Linked DNA regions of Mus musculus: region 2 is linked to region 1. Evidence: chromatin loops called from intact Hi-C (ENCODE). Cell type or tissue: heart. All regions are shown on one strand.

The links. A loop is a pair of places that touch in the nucleus more often than their neighbours do. Peaks named below come from ENCODE experiments on the same cell type or tissue, not always from the same donor. Only the 100,000 strongest peaks of a DNase experiment are listed, where the experiment ranks them.
Region 2: it touches region 1 in a loop (2.7-fold over the local background); 3 of 42 quality-filtered maps call a loop at or near these places.

Annotation. Positions count from the first base shown.
Region 1 is chr10:76,619,145-76,627,144 of GRCm38, reverse strand. Col6a2 (collagen, type VI, alpha 2) reads left to right here and starts at 3,741. Exons shown (of 28, transcript NM_146007.2): 1 at 3,741-3,894. In heart, a CTCF peak has its summit at 3,710 (motif pointing left); a DNase peak (open chromatin) is centred at 3,714; H3K4me3 peaks cover 1,451 bases; H3K27ac peaks cover 1,949 bases.
Region 2 is chr10:76,443,178-76,451,177 of GRCm38, reverse strand. 2610028H24Rik (RIKEN cDNA 2610028H24 gene) reads right to left here and starts at 2,097. Exons shown (of 8, transcript NM_029816.2): 1 at 1,857-2,097; 2 at 509-545. The coding sequence starts at 1,919. In heart, no CTCF peak of the experiment used is centred here; a DNase peak (open chromatin) is centred at 3,047; H3K4me3 peaks cover 576 bases; H3K27ac peaks cover 1,294 bases.

The sequences.
Region 1 (8,000 bases):
CCTGAGCGAAAGGAACTAAAACCATCCTTTGAAATATAATCAATATATCCAGGGCCAAAAGCAACACTCCTGGATCTAGAATGTTCCCACAGATGTCTCAAGCATAAGGAAGCCACTGATGGTCTTCCAAGAGCTACTGCAGTCTTTCAAGGGCCTAAGAACATAGGTAGAAGGAGTGACAGAATTGCTCACTGTGACAGGGTACTCATGCATGTCTTGTTTCTCTGGTCTCCCAAACAGTAAAGAATACACATGATGTTTATTGTCCTAGCATCTCCCAGAAACAGGATCAAAACCAAACCAAACAAACAAAAAATAAGACAAACAAGCAAAAGTCCTGTGACTTTTGTTCTCTACATTCTCCCTGGTGGCAGGGAATGACACTTAACTAGGGGGCATCCTTGAGCAGGTAGCCAATCTCTCAGGACCCGTCATGGATTGGCACTCAGAAGGTACAGCGTTTGCAGGGATGGCTCTGGGTTGCCTCATGTCAGCTCAGTAGAGCCTCAGTGGCTACTACAGAGAGATGAGCAGCTTGGAAATGGAGCTGAGGAGGAAGAGGAAGGCAAGCTAGTCCTCCCATGGCTTTGGGATGTGAGCAGACCTCTTCTCCTCCATAGGCAGTGAAGGCCAAAGGCTCATCCCTCCAGAGCCCTCATCGACATAAGCAGATTTTCATTGAAAAGAAAAAAAATGGGATGTCTAGAATCCTTGCTATGGCGTGAAGTCAGCTACTGCCTCAAGACAAGACCCATGGATCGACTGTGTGAGCTACAATCACATTCTTGGACCAGAAGAAAGAGAATTGGGGCATGTACTTGCCTCCCCCACCCGAACCTCTGATGACCGCCCTTTCAGCCACGACTCCTTATAATTATACAGGATCCCAAATCCTTTCTCCAAAAGGGAATCCTGATGACATCCTGTGCCTCCAGGAAAGCGTCCACTCAGACCTAAGGTCTAATCATCCTTAAGTTGATTTAGCATCCCCTTTCCCTAATGTACAAACACCCAAATGAGCAACAGTCAATAGCCTGATTGTCCATTCTGTCTGTTCATTGTATGAGCTTCAAAATCCTGTCCCCAGGGCTCTCCTCGCTGCTCCTATGAATATGTGCCAGCTAGCTCTTCCAACTCTATCAAGTGCAGATTCTGTTTCATCTGCTCCAACCCTACACATCCCCACACTAGGGGACTTCTCCTCAGTCCTCAGGCAGCCTCCAGTGGGGCTCTAATCACGCCCTCAAAGCATTGTTCATCACTAGGAGGAATGGCTGACTTAGAAAAGATCACCCTGTCTGCGGGCCTCAAGAGCCAGGGGTACACAAGGCCACATATGCAGTTTCCATGGATGTCCAACCCAGGTGTCTCTCAAATGTGCCTGGAGCCAAGTGGGCCTCCCTGTCATCTCAGAACAAGGCACGATTTCCTTTAGCTATTAGAGAGACACTAAGAGGCCCTCTGGTATCAGAAGGAGCCCTTCGCTGATGGCTAAGCGTCTTGGTCTCCAGCTGTCCCTCTACAGGACATCAAAGCATCTCAGGAGTAACCATCCCACCCCATTGTCCTCCACATCCTTCAGATTCCCGTTCTGCCACATTGAGGTGTTCCCTGGTCTAGCCCAGGGTAAAACCTGCAACAGTTTACTCTCTTGTACTACAGACAATATCCCCCAATCAAGGCAGCGTCCTCTCGTTGTCTTCTGCCAGTGAATGGTTACTTTGTTGCCCCTTTCTCCACCCCTGCGGCCCTTCTGGATGCTAATGGAAATCCTCTGAGAAGCAGGGATCAGATGCAACTGACTTGGCAATGCTTGGGAAGACACAGAGCTGGTAGCCACAGGTATTGGAGCCTCTGGTGAGACAAACCCCTGTGAGGAGCTGGTGGGGAAACTTCAGCCTTGTCACTCCTAAATTGTCTTGGAGAACTAATCCCTCGAAAGATTCAGATCTTGGGATCTGTCAGCGTCCTTTTGCTGGAGAGCAGCCAAGACAGGAAGAATACAAAAGCTGAGGCATGGCCAGGTCAGCTGCGGTCTTCCATGGCTGGAGCACAAGCCTGAGCCTCTTGCTCATGGGCACCAATGCAGCTGTCACACACAGACACACCGTGACACAGACAGATGCTCTCTTTCAGGAGCGCGCGCACACACACACAAACACACACACACACACACACAGAGACAGAGACAGACAGACAGACAGACAGACAGACAGACAGAGATAGAGACAGAGAGACAAAGAAACGGAGAGAAAAAGACAGAGTCAGTGATAGAGAGAGGCATAGAGATAGAGAGACAGAGAGATGCAGAAACAAAGAGATAGAGACAGAGAGATGAGAAAGATACAGAGAAGGAGAAACAGAGGGAGAAACAGAGAGAGATAGAGAGACAAAGAGAGGGGGAGGGAGAGAGAGAGAGATGCAAATACCATACATAAGACACTCATGCATACTTACACCTCTGGCTCTAGTCCCTCCCTACCCTCTCAAAAGACCTCCAGCACAGAGCACGGCACACAGCAATAGCTGGCACTGCCCATGAAAGGCTGGTACTGATGCTGCATTGCTAATAGTCAGGTCAGGGCTCCAGGTCCTAGGGACTGCAAGTGGTAAGTGGTACAGGCTGATATCTCTCAGGCTGGGACCTGTAGGGACAGCTTTCAGCTCCCAAGAGGTCACCTTAATGGCATTTTCCTATTCCTTAGAAGAAACACTGGTCCTCCATTACTACTTAGGCACAAGGATCCAAGACACTGTGGAAGGTGCCTTGAGCCAACTTCTCAGGTGTGAGACATCAGAAGAAAGAGATGACAAAGCTTCAATGGGCAGAGGCAGGAAGGTCCTAAAGACAAGGACCTCCAGCAATATGGGCTTACCAAAAGTAGTTCCTCCCTGGACAGGAGGGGGTAGGGGGAGAACACAGAGTGGGACTGGAAGTCAGGGGCTAGATCAGAGATTTACTCAGCTGTATGAGAAACAAGCCTCATCACCCCCACTACCCTGCACCCTTGAGAACTGCCCCGAATTGAGCCCCTTCCCTATCCCTGCCTGTACTTCTCAGAGCCAGTCCTACTCCAGGCTAGAAAGTTAAGGCCCTAGCCATAGCTTATGCACCCTGCCAGCGATGTGAGCAGACCCCACTCAAAGCCGACCTCTGGGATTCTTGGAGGAAAGGGTTATATACCAATGCCAGGGCTCCTACATCTATGCCTGGTCCTCTTGCCTCTTCAGGGCCCTATCAACTTCCAGGAGCCTCAATACCAATTCAGGGCCCGCTGAACCCCAAAGACATACGTTCTTTGCATCCCTTCACTGCACTTTGAAGTTCAACCCCACATCCCGCCCAACTTCAGTCAGAATACTGGGGGTGGGGGGAGCGGGGGAGGGAGCCCTGGCCCAACAGGATAAGAATAGCTTCTACGGGGGGGGGGGGGGGGGGCTCCTTCCTTTACGTAGAGGAGGAGGGAGCTTGAGCAAAGGTCTGGGAGACCTAGGAGTCCAGAGGCTTGCAAGGAAAAATAAAAAAGTCACCAGGCACTACAGCACAGAGATGGTCCAGCTCCAACCCTGCTGCGTGTCCTGGCCACTCCCTCCCCTCGCCTTCCTTTCCTCCCCTCCCCCAGCTCATTCCCCAGCTTCATCTTAGTCCGTCCAGCAGCCCCACCCGCTGACCCCGCCCATCCGCGGGGCCGCAGCGCCCCCCAGCGGTCGAGTTTTCCAGGCATCCGCCCGCCCGGGACAGAGTTAAAGTGGGAGGCCCCTGGCTTGGTCCCCTCCCGTTCAGTCCCGGGCCGCGCCTGGGTCCCCTCCCTCCTACCCACTCGGCGCCCGCACCTCGGGCCGTCAGGACCCGGGCTGTCCTCGGGAAGTACCCAGGCATCTTCTCCAAGCCAGGTAAGCTTCTTCGCATGGTGTCCAGCTGGGACACGCGGGAAAAGGGGGAACAGGATTCGGGGGCTGCACCTCAGGGGTCTAAGGTGAGCACAGTTCTACCCAAACCGAAGGTCCTGCCCCAGGTTCTAGTCTCCAGGTGGCCCCTAGGCCTCTGTTCGACAGAGCCTGGTTGGGGTGCAGGCTTCTTATTCTAGACTCCACAGCTTTCTGCTCACCACTGACAGACCAGATCCCTGCTCCTTCCCCAGTCCTCAGAGTGTCTCACATCTGGTCAGACCCATGGCCATTGCTAGCAGGTCTGAGTTGTCTCCCAAGGGTTAAGGAACCTAAATTGCCTCAATGGGAAAATACGCTGTGACTTGAACCTGCACACAGTCCGTTGTTAGCCTCTCCGTAGGCCCTAAGGAAGAAGGGTAGTCTTCATGGGGAAGGAAGGTAACAGAGCCACTTGAACTAGTTCCTCAGATGGACTTCAAGGGTACTCTGCGGGAGGCAGAGAAGGGAGTCTCAGGTCCCAGCAGTGGGCTAGCCAGGTGCTCTCAAGGGGACACCTCGCCATCTCGAGGTACTCCCACTGTGCTTAAGGAGAGACCAGGCAGGAATCATAAAGATGAGGGTGGACCCAGGAATAATAAAGTCTGTCACTCTTGGCTCTATCCTAGCCCTGAGACTCCCTTGGGCACTCCAGTCCCTTGGGGACTCCAGTGGGCAACCTCAGAGACACCTCTCCTATAGACAGCAACACAGCCCCCTCGTGAAGCCTGGGTATTCTGGGGGTATCTCCATACTCATCTGAGGACATGGAGCCAAGTGCCATAGAGGGACAAGGTACCAACAAGGAACATTTAAGGTCCAGATTAAGTTGCTGGGTTCCTCCCCTTCCCCCAGTTAAATAGTTCTGGCTCTTGAGGCTAGCACACACATAGCAAAGGAAAAAAAGAAACAGGGCATTTGCAGCTTCATCTCACAGAAACTGGAGGTTACACAGGTGTCTGGGATCCCTTAGAGAGAAAAGGTGGGGCCAGAGACTGGGCTTGGACCTAGGGTCCCAGGGAACAGGTGATACCAATTGGGAGGGGTTGAACATAGGGGTTTAGAGCATCCATTCTGAAAGCTGTGCTTCAGTCTTGGGAACAGTGCGTTTCCCAGTGAAATGGTGTTGGGGAGCCAGCACAGACCTTGGAAGAAGTAGTCAAGACTACTGCCACTTGGGCAGTTTGTGTGCTGGAGGGTGGGTTCCTTCCTGTCCAGCAGTGATTTGCCAGCAAATCCAGTGAGCTCTTCTTTAGAGAGGCCTCTAAGGAGGTCTCTCGGCAGGGCATGGGAAGCTACGGGCATCGGAGGTTCTTTGATATGACTCTCAGAATCCAGCCAGCCTCGTTGTGTCTCTTTTGTCCATTCATGAAATCTGAGAGTCTAGAACCCCCACTGCACATGAGCAAACCTAGGGGTACTGCACATGAGCAAACCTAGGAACCCAGCCTCTGCCCTCAGTACTGGCTGGTCCAAACTATGGGCAGCATCTCCATGAGTGCCCACTGGAGATCCAAGACACAAATGCCAGATAGACAAGGGGCAGCTTCCTAGTCCACACGGCAGGGAACTGGCATAAGGAGTGGGGAGTTCTGTTCTGAGGGGCCCAGGTTCCACTCATTGCCCGTTACCCACCAGAGAAGCTGGACAGAACGCATGCCATCTACTCTCTGGCTCTCTGCTAATCTACCCATTGTGGTGTGCAATGCTTGAGGTTTGTTCTACTTAGCTATGTGGTGAGACCCTGGAGAGGAGGGAAAGGGGTGTGTGTGTGTGTGTGTGTGTGTGTGCGCGCGCGTGCGCACACACACACATATATACATATATACATATATACATATATATGTGTGTGTATACATACATATATATGTGTGTGTGTATACATACATATATATGTGTGTATGTGTGTATATATATGCATATATATTCTTTGAATAAATAAAGATGTACCCAGAAATGGAGGAGTTATATTATTTGGCAGTTCTGTTTATAATCTTTGGAGACACCTCCAGGGTTCTGACACCAATGTGCTTACATTCTCATCAGCTGTACTCAGGGTCCCAAATTCCTTTATATCCCCAATGCTTGTCATTTTCTAATTGGTTGGTTTCATGGTGTGTGTGTGTGTGCGCGCGTGCGTACATGCACACTCAAGCACCCAGATTCAAACCTAAGACAAGTTTCAACTTACTTGCACATGTTAGGCAAATGCTGTACCACTGAGCCACACCCCCAATCCTGTGCTGCAATTGTTTTTAATATTAAATAGGTGTATCAAACTGGCTATTAGGTTTCAACTTTCACCTGTAATTAATTTGAGTTTTCTTCGAAAAAGTTTTTGTTGATCTAGGCAAATATTTATGTTTTCTATTTATGGGGTTTCATTTCATAGACTTTCTCCATTTTTTTTCTAGTTTGTGTCTTGTGTGTCCTTTCTTCATCTCTATTATTCTCTGACAGGCATGGATGCATCTGTTGTGCCTTTTCTAGTCCCTTCAATTGTACACTAGGTTACTGATCTGAGCTCTTTTTGGGGGGGGGGGGTTTGGTGTAAGCTGTTACAGCTGTGAGCTTCTCCTCTTAGAAATGATTCTGCTATGTTTTAGAAATGTCTTATTAATTTTTATTCGTTTCAAGTGTTTTCTTACTTCCCTTGTATTTTTTTTCCATTTTTTATTAGGTATTTAGCTCATTTACATTTCCAATGCTATACCAAAAGTCCCCCATACCCACCCACCCCCACTCCCCCTTTTTGGCCCTGGTGTTCCCCTGTACTGGGGCATATAAAGTTTGCGTGTCCAATGGGCCTCTCTTGTATTTTTTTTTTTACTTGTTGGTTATTTTAAGAGCATGGTATTTAATTTCCACAATGCTAGGAGGTCCCAGTCTCCCCTTGTTACTAACCTCTAGGTTGGCTCCACTGGGATCTAAGATGTTCTTTAGGGTGTCTGTCTGGGCAAAGCTATTGACCTGGGCATTTTTGTGTCTTCCATTGCTTCCCCTCTCAATGAAGTGACTTCTCGAGTAATGAAAGGGCTGGAACTTCATTCTCTGCTTTATTTTCTGTCTCCATGTTGGAGTCATTCATTCAAAAGCAGTGATGGAACCACAGGAAACAGGAAAGCTGCTGTGTGTGCCCAGGGAGGGTCGTCTCGGAAAGAGCCCAGGAAGACCTCACATTCACAGTTCTACTTCAGGCTGATTCTTGTCACAGAGGCTGTCTGTAGCCATCAGAGTCAAAATTTTAAAACCTCAAATCAGCACGGAGGCAGAGATTCTGGGTTGCAGAGTTACTCCATTATTAGGCTCAAATCTCTGGTTTTCAGTAAACCATCGGAAAGAATGTGAAAGAAGAGGGACAGATCGTCCAGAATGGAAGAGAAAAGAATTGTCATATATATATATATATATATATATATATATATATATATATATATATGTATATGTGTGTATAGTACATATCTATATATCTATATATAGAGAGATAGTATATATCTATATATCTATGTATATATATAGATATGTAGATATAGTAGATATCTATAAAATCAGTAGATTTATATATCAGTATATATATATATATATGTAAATCAGTATATATATATGTACATATATATATATATATATATATATATATATATATAGAGAGAGAGAGAGAGAGAGAGAGAGAGAGAGAGAGATGAAGAAAGAAGGGGTGGATACGTGACTCAGTGGTAGAGTGCTTGGCTAATAAAGAGAAGAAATAAATCAATAGAACCTGTATATGAGAACAGCCCACTGGTAGGTCTACTAGACAAAGACTTTAAAATAGTCATCTTTAAAATGCTTAAAGAACTAATGGAAGATATAAAGGACATTAGAAAATAATTTATGGATAAAATGAAAGTGTCGATGAGGTGCCAGGAAAAAAAACTAAAAATAAACCCAAAATATGAAAAGTACAGACTTGAAATGAAAGTCTTACTAGAGAGAGAGTCTGAGGCATGTTTGAGCAGCCAGAAGAGAGGTTCGGTGAACTTAAGTCAGAACGTGAAAAACTGTCAAGTCTGTGGAGCAGAAAGAAAATTCTCAAG
Region 2 (8,000 bases), 180 kb after region 1:
ACATCCATCCTAAAGGAGAGGCCGGGGTTGGAGCAGGGAGAGCAGGGGCTATGGTAGAGAGGGAAAGACCTGGTTAGAGTCAGCCTAGAGGATTTTCTTGGTCATGTAAGGCATTGGACAGTAGAACAGATCTCCCTTGATGCTGCAGCATCCTATAAAGAAGGAGGTCTCCACGGGCCCAGTCATACCTCCATAGCCCTGGCTTCAAAGCCTGGCCCAGGGACTGAGAAGGAAAAGCTTGAGACCCCGCCCACCCCTGCAACCCGAACAATGCGAGTCTGAGTTAACAGGCAGAATTTCTGCACTGAACAACTTGAGGTAGGTCACCTGACCTCATCTACAAGATGCACTCCCTCTAGGAGCCTGCTGGCTAACGGTGTGTGTGTGCGTGCACTAGTGCACGCGTGTATGCGTGTGTGCGTGTGTTGTTCTAGCCTGCTCTGCCTGCCCCTCTTCTTGTCTGCTCCCCTTCTTCCCTGGATGTGCCCACGCCATCTTTAGCTCTTACCTGCTCTGTCCATGCTGTCCCGTTCCTGCTCCAGCATCTAAGAGGGAGAAGCTGTGATGGTGACTCGGCTCCAGGTTGGTGAGTGGGGTCTGCACTGCCCACCTGCCTAGGTAGCTGATGTGCCAAAAGCTCCGGGGGTTGGGGTGGTCAGCATCCAAAAGGAAGTATGGTAAGAAGCGCTTGGAAAAGTGAGTAGGTGGAGGCAAGGGCCCCCATTCTGTTAAGGATTATTCTGGTAATGTTCTCGAATGTAATGTACGCTCTCCATCCTAAACCCAGAGGGACGATGCTACCTGGAGGAAACCTTAAGGTGATGCTCTGCAGAGACACAACACAGTAGGACATCCTGATGCACAGCACAGAGTATCCTGATAGGACTCCAAGTGTTTCCCTACTGGGGCCCAATGGGGACACAGTGATGGGAACCAAGATAGACGATCTGATGGTCCACAAGAGGGCTCTCTTATGAGTCCCAAGGATTACCCTGAAGATCCTGAGAGAGAGATGCTCTGGACAGATTGCTGAGTAGCAATCCTTGCAGAGACTACCCTCAGGGCCTATCCAGGGCCACCTGGGCCCTGAATTTGGGATTCTGGGGTTTGGTAATAGATAGCAACAGGGGGCTGGAGAGATAACTCAGTGGTTAAGAGCATGGACTGCTCTTCCAAAGGTCCTGAGTTCAAATCCCAGCAACCACATGGTGGCTCACAACCATCTGTAACGAGATCTGATGCTCTCTTCTGGAGTGTCTGAAGACAGCTACAGTGTACTCACATATAATAAATAGATAATTTTTTAAAAATAGATAGCCATAGAAGAAGAGCAATGCAGGCAGAGTGTACAGAGCTTCTACGCTATCTCCCCGGGGTAAGCGGGGGATAGCTAGCCCATGGGAACTATGCTTAGTTGTGTGCACAGGCAGGTACGCTGCTGATCGTAAATCACTCCAAATTTCATCGATGGTTGCAAAGATGGAGAAGACTGGGCATGGCCAGCTTTTTCCCCGGGAAGTTGGGCTCAGTCTCCACAGTAAGGAGTATCCCTTTAAACACTGGAGCCTGAAGGTGCAGGAGCTCTGTAGGGCCATGCCCTAGAAGTACACTTGCTGGTGGGCACAGACTGCCTCCTGACTTTGGAAACTGCTAGAAAACACACACACACACACACACACACACACACACACACACACACAAAGCATACAAGAAGCCATAGCTGTTCATTAGGAAGCCAGACGCAGGGAAAGGGTTTGCAGGGTCTAGAAGCAGGGACTTCTCCTGGCTGTCTGCAGAGGAGGGAGATTTGAGTGAAGCAAGGGATTAACAACAGTAGTGGAGAGGCTCTGTTTTACCTGTTCCAGGAGTTGTAACCTCAGCCGGGTCATCTGATCTGCCATCGAGGAGTCCAACGTCATGACAACTGAATAAGGGGCCTGCAGAGAAGTAGGAGACTGAAAGTCCTCACTCTGCCTTGGCCCTTCGTTATGTATAACAAAGAGCCCCCTCAGGGATCATGGTGCCTCAAGACAGGTAAATGGGAGACTGACTGGTCCCTTCCCTGGACCACAGTGCCAGAGCCTGCCCTGAAGTCTGTGACAGTTGCTAGCCTGTGAGGAAGGGAGGTCCTGGGTTGCCAGGACACCTCTGAGAGTCCTTTCTTGGCTCTGTGTCCCCAAATGGGTCACCTGTAAACACTGACTCACGGGTGTTGCCAGGCACGGATCAGTGGGGAGGTAAAAGGCCAGGGAGACAATACTTCAGATTCCTCCAGATGCCGCTTACCCCGGGGAGATAGTGTAGAAGACTCCTGGAGGACTCCTCATTGCCCCTAGACCTACACCACACCATTCTGGTCACTTGCCACTGCCTCTAGGACACTCTTGTCCTTCCTTGAAACCCTCAAAGTAAAAAGGCAGTGTGGCTGGATACCTAGGAGACCATCAGACAGGAGCTCCCTGAGGGTTTCAGGAAACTCTTTGTGGCAGAGACTTTGGCCAGAGAGGGGTCAAAGGCAGTGCCTAAGGGGACCCTGGGACAGAGAGTGCACTGGCATAGAGAACACAGACAGGAATTTAAAAGGGGGGGGGAATATATGGGGTTGAGATTCTAAACCAGATGGGATGTAAGTCAATCACCCTATGAACTTATGAAACAACCAGGGTAGGGTCGACACCCTGGAGCCTAGGTAACCCTGGAAATTGCAACAGATCAAACGGGAGTTAGAGGGACATATGTAGACAAGGAAAGCAACAGCAGACTCCCTGAGATGGTGGCTACTTGGTCCCAGAAGGCATTGCTAGGAGAGATAGCAAAGCCTGGGACTGGGTATCTAAACAGGGCCAATAAAGGAAAGGGGACGCTGTGCTCAGCTGGGACACTGATGATGTTTTCTCTCGGTTTGACTGGGCTTTCTGGGAATTAATGCTTTTCTTATCATGCAGTATTGAAGGTACGATCTATCAACACAGCTTACCCCTGCGATGCTGACCCTGGCTCCCTGGCCTAGAAGGAGCTAACTGGCTTCTCTGTTGTGAAATGCCTGTCCTCGTCCTGTCCTCTTTGGTAGGCAGTTGCTAGGGGCAGTAAATGTTTACAGGGTAGGGAGCACATGAGAGAATATCTGTGTTCCTTACGTCGATGGCTTTTAGTACTAAAAATAAATTGAAATAAGATCCAAGAACTACACTTACAGAGTTTCTCTCGAGATTCCATGCCAAGAACTTTCTGAGGATGTTGGCACAGGCGAGCTGGGCACGTGCCAGTTGTAAGAAATTGAACTGCATAAAACCTGAGACTCAGGTATGACTCTGGGCTCTGGTGGTTCTCGGGAAGTCTGATCTTGCTATCTTTCTGGCCCCTTCATCTAAGGAGCCTAGCTCCCTCTCTTGTTTGCACAAAACACCCAATTCTGAATCCGGGACTCAAGAAGTCTCAACTCGCCAGAGAGGACCGTAAACCCACGGAGGAATGCTACTTTGTGGCAATGTCAAACCTTCTGTTGTTTTTTTTGTTTGTGTTGTGGTCACTTAGCTGCATGGCTTATCCTGAGGCTGCCGGGCAAGACCTTTGATAAAGTGTTACTCCTGTGAGTGAAGGGAAGGAGTTGTTACTGCTTTTACTCTGAGAGGGAGCTAAGGCCAGCATGCATTCCCCGTCCTGGTCCTGTGACCACAACAAGCCATGTTCAACTGGAGGTGTGGGGGTCAGGTATAAACAGAACAAAGAACCCCCAGAGCTCACTGATCTACTGTCAAGAAGGCATGTGGTGCGCTCAGATGGTGGGGTTTATCTGAGGAAAGACAAGAAGAGCATGCCCAGGCCTGTCCTCCTTCCCCTCTATCCTTCTTCCCATGTCACCGCCTAGTTACAGACATATAGGGAGGGAGTTGGGCTATCCTACTGGCTTCCCTAGACAGAGATGCAGCATGGTTGAGTTTTGGGGGTGTTGACCCTTCTCCACATGGGGAAACCATCAAAGATACTCAAATAGCTTAAGAACAGCAAGGTTATCCTGAGCCCACACCTCCTTCCCTTAGGAACCATATTTGCCAATAAACAAATGGCTTCTGATTTCTCTTGATAAAGTGTTTTCTGTCCGGCTGGGGCGCATGCCTTTAATCCCAGCACTCGGGAGGCAGAGGCAGGCAGATTTCTGAGTTCGAGGCCAGCCTGATCTATAGAGTGAGTTCCAGGACAGCCAGGACTACACAGAGAAACCCTGTCTTGGGGGAAAAAGAAAGTGTTTTCTGACACCAGAAGGACCCTCCTTCCCCATTGAGATAGGCTCCTAATAGTAAGGACAGTCTGGAGGGGGGCCACTTATGATGTGCACAGTAGCCAAGGTTACTAGCAAAGACCCTCTCTGCTGCAGTAGGTGTGATGCGGCTACAAACTTTTGACTTTAAAAAACAAAAACAAAAACAACCCATATCTTCCGTTGTCTCTGTCTTCCTAGGCACAAGCCTGCTCTTGGCAAGCCAGTTAGAGAACTAACTCAATATTCTCTCAAGTGACTTTGAAACTCTCTCTAGCGGATAACTTCAGCGCAAATGCTTGCTTGGTATTTCCTGTTTGTCCCCACTCATGCTATTCACAGCCTCTGTGTGAGGCCTGAGTGTGTGTGTGTGTGTGTGTGTGTGTGTGTGTTTTAAGGGGATATGTTTGCAATGGGAGGAAGTTAGAGTAGTTGGGGGAGAAGAGGGTCTGGGTTGTTTTGTGGGTGTAGAGCCTGGGAGCTTGTGATAGGTGTCACAGGTATACAGTAATGGGGAACTAGATACCAAACCACTTGGGGTATGGCTGGAGGGGCAGATAAGGGAACCAATGGCTCTTCCAGACAAACAGAAACCTGCTTCACAAGTTAATGGGAAATGGTGACTTAAGGCTAATGTTTTAAACCACTAGCAATCCTCCTGTTTACTGGTCAGAGTCCAGGCTGAGCCGGGCCTGTCATTTATGGCATTGACAGTGGTAAAGCCATGTTGGGGGCGGGGGAAGGGAGGAGTCCACTTTGGACCTAGCATTGATGTCATGAGATTGCAGACTCAAGGAGATGACAAGAGGAAGCTCTTGAGTGCTAGGTTTAAAACTTTTGTTTGCCTTTCTGCAATGGCCTCCAGCTCCTTAGCCTCCACAGGGGTGAGTGTCAGAGAGCAGAGGAAGACTTGGTCATTAAAACACAGACACCTCCATTCCAGGGGAAGATACCTCCCTGGCTGATCACACGCTGAAGCAGGGCTCCAAAGGCAGGCGCAAGGTCCTTGGTGAAGCTCCAGCTGGTCACAGCAGTTGTTTCCTCATTATTGGTTACCTAAATAACCAGCTGCCCTCTTGGAGCATCAGAGAGCTACCGGAATACCCACCATTCTCATTATTGCTCAAACTCAAGCAAAACTCACATCTGATTATTCAAGCCTTTCTGCCTACGTATCACTTTAATGCAGTGAGTGTTTTGAACTGTTTGTGTGTAGCCTCAGAATGGAATCAACACCGAAGCCTTAAGTTTTCATAGCCCGTGGAGTGCTACATATAGCTTTACCTAAATCTGTTTGGGATGGCTGGGGGATGGGGGAGTGGGGTTGGGGGAGTGGGGTTGGGGGAGGGGAGACTGCCAGTAGAATGCCTTGTTCTGATTATGTGATAGGATAGTTACTGTGTGTTTAAAAGCTTCACATATAGAACAAAAAAAAAAAATGTCAGATAATCTGGGCAGTGGTGGCATACGCCTTTAATCCCAGCACTTGGGAGGCAGAGGCAGGGGGATTTCTGAGTTCAAGGCCAGCCTGATCTACAGAGTGAGTTCCAGGACAACCAGGGCTACACAGAGAAACCCTGTCTCGAAAAAAACAAAAACAAACAACAAAAAAGGATGTCAGACAAAACAAAGAGCAGCTGCCTTTTGCTGCTGGGGTCACTTCTTTCCCACCCCACCCCCAAAGAAGTTAGCCACTTCATGTCCCCGCAGCCTCAGCCTTCCTTTTCTCTGTTACTCTCACTTTCAAAGAAGTTAGCCACTTCATGTCCCCGAAGCCTCAGCCTTCCTTTTCTCTGTTACTCTCACTTTCCTGGCTTCCGAGGGCATCCTGTGTCTCAAGCCTGATGCTTACCATGTCTTCACATTGGTCGTCCTCCCAGGATATCCAGTTCTCTGTCTAGCCTATGGGTTGAGCTGGGTGGCACTCCTTGATGACCACCCCTTATCCCAGACTCTTATATAGCATTCCTCAAGAGCAGCAAGTGCCCTCAGACCCCAAGGCATTGCTCTAGCCCCCCCAATTTTATTTTAAATTAGATTTTAAAGACATTTTATTATTTTAATTATGTATGTGTATGTATGTGTCTGTACATGAGTATTTGCATGTGGTTGCCAGTACTGACAAGGTCAGAGGCAGCTAATCCCCCTTGGAGCTGGCATTATAGGCAGTTGTGAGCTGTTTGACATGGTTGCTAGGAACCAAACTCTGGTCCTTTGTAAGAGCAGTATGCACTCAATGCTGGCTGCTAGTTCTCTGTTAACCTGGGACAAGTTATAGTCGTCTGAGAGAATTTAGATGCCAGAACCCACATCTGGTTCTAAGAGAAGGGAACCCCACTGCAGAAAATGTCTTCTTAACATTGGGCTTTAAGCAAGCAAGTCTTTTTATTTTATATTTACATAGGGTCTCTCTTTTTAGCCCTGGCTGGCCCTGAACTCAGAGACCCACCTCTCCAGTGCTGGGTATAAGACACGTGCCACTATACGAAGCAGGGATTTCCTTAGTGAGTGAGGGGGTAATTTAGATCCCAGAACCCACATCTGTTGACGCACAATTGCCTGTAACTCCAGCTTTAGGGCATTTAACACCCTCTTCTTACCTCTAAGGATACCTGCCAGTTCCACACAGAGACACAAACATACTCATAGTTCAAAGAAATAAATATTATTAGGTATTTATTTATACTTTAAAAATTATTTTATGGGTACCAATGTGCGCCACATGAGTTTTTGGTGCCCTCAGAAGCCAGAGGTGTGCATCAGATCCTCTGAACTGGAGTAACAATTGTGAGCCACCATTGGGTACTGCGAATCAACTGGGGGTTCTCTGGAAGAGCAGCTAATGCTCTTAACTGCTGATCTCTCCAGTCCTTTAAGTTTTGATATGTAAAATATGACCGACCACCCTTCAAACATTCCTTAAATATTGCATGGCTCAAAGACTGAGACCAACATATCCTAGAGGATAGGTCTGTCCAGAGGGACCCCCACCCACTCAGTGTTTTCATCAGTGCAAGAGACACTTCCTAAGAGGCTTGAAGTCTTTTGAGTCATGAAAGTGAAACAATTTATTTTTTGGATCTTGTAAAGTTGGGTGTCAGCCTAGAGAGAAGGCAAAAACGGCTGTCATGCAGATTTGGTATAAAATAGGTTTTATAGCCCTTACGGCATTTCCCTGTTCCCAAATTCCACACTACTGAGTTCTTCAGGAGGATTCATTCTTATAGGCATTACCCTCTCTCCAGCTTCCCTATCCTATCCGTGCAGGATGCAAAGCTCTTGACATATATCCTGGAGCTCAGATCCTCTCCTTTTATGTTAGTCATGTTAACAGCCTGCAACGTTTCAACCCAATGATAAATTAATAAATGTTAGGCAAGAAAGAACCTGCTGCCGGCTAGGGAATCCAAGGGCCCAATCCTCCTAATTTCCTGTAATCCACCGATGAGCTTTAAACGCGCCTCTTACTACAAATGGACCATAGTTTCTTTATTTCCTTATGGCAGAAAGACTTTCCTGGTAGAGGTGATGGATGGAGTGAGAGTCAGGTGCCTGAACACACAGCGACTCTGTACATTGAAGCGTGTGCGTGAATGCAAAACGGCCCTGGGTGGCAACTCTGGGGTCCACTGGGGACAGCGGTCTAAGTTTTAGGTGTCATTCAATGAGTAACTCTGGCTATACTCTGTTCTTTGGATTTGGATTGAAGACAGGGGACCGTGTTCAGGAGGGGCCGAAGTGG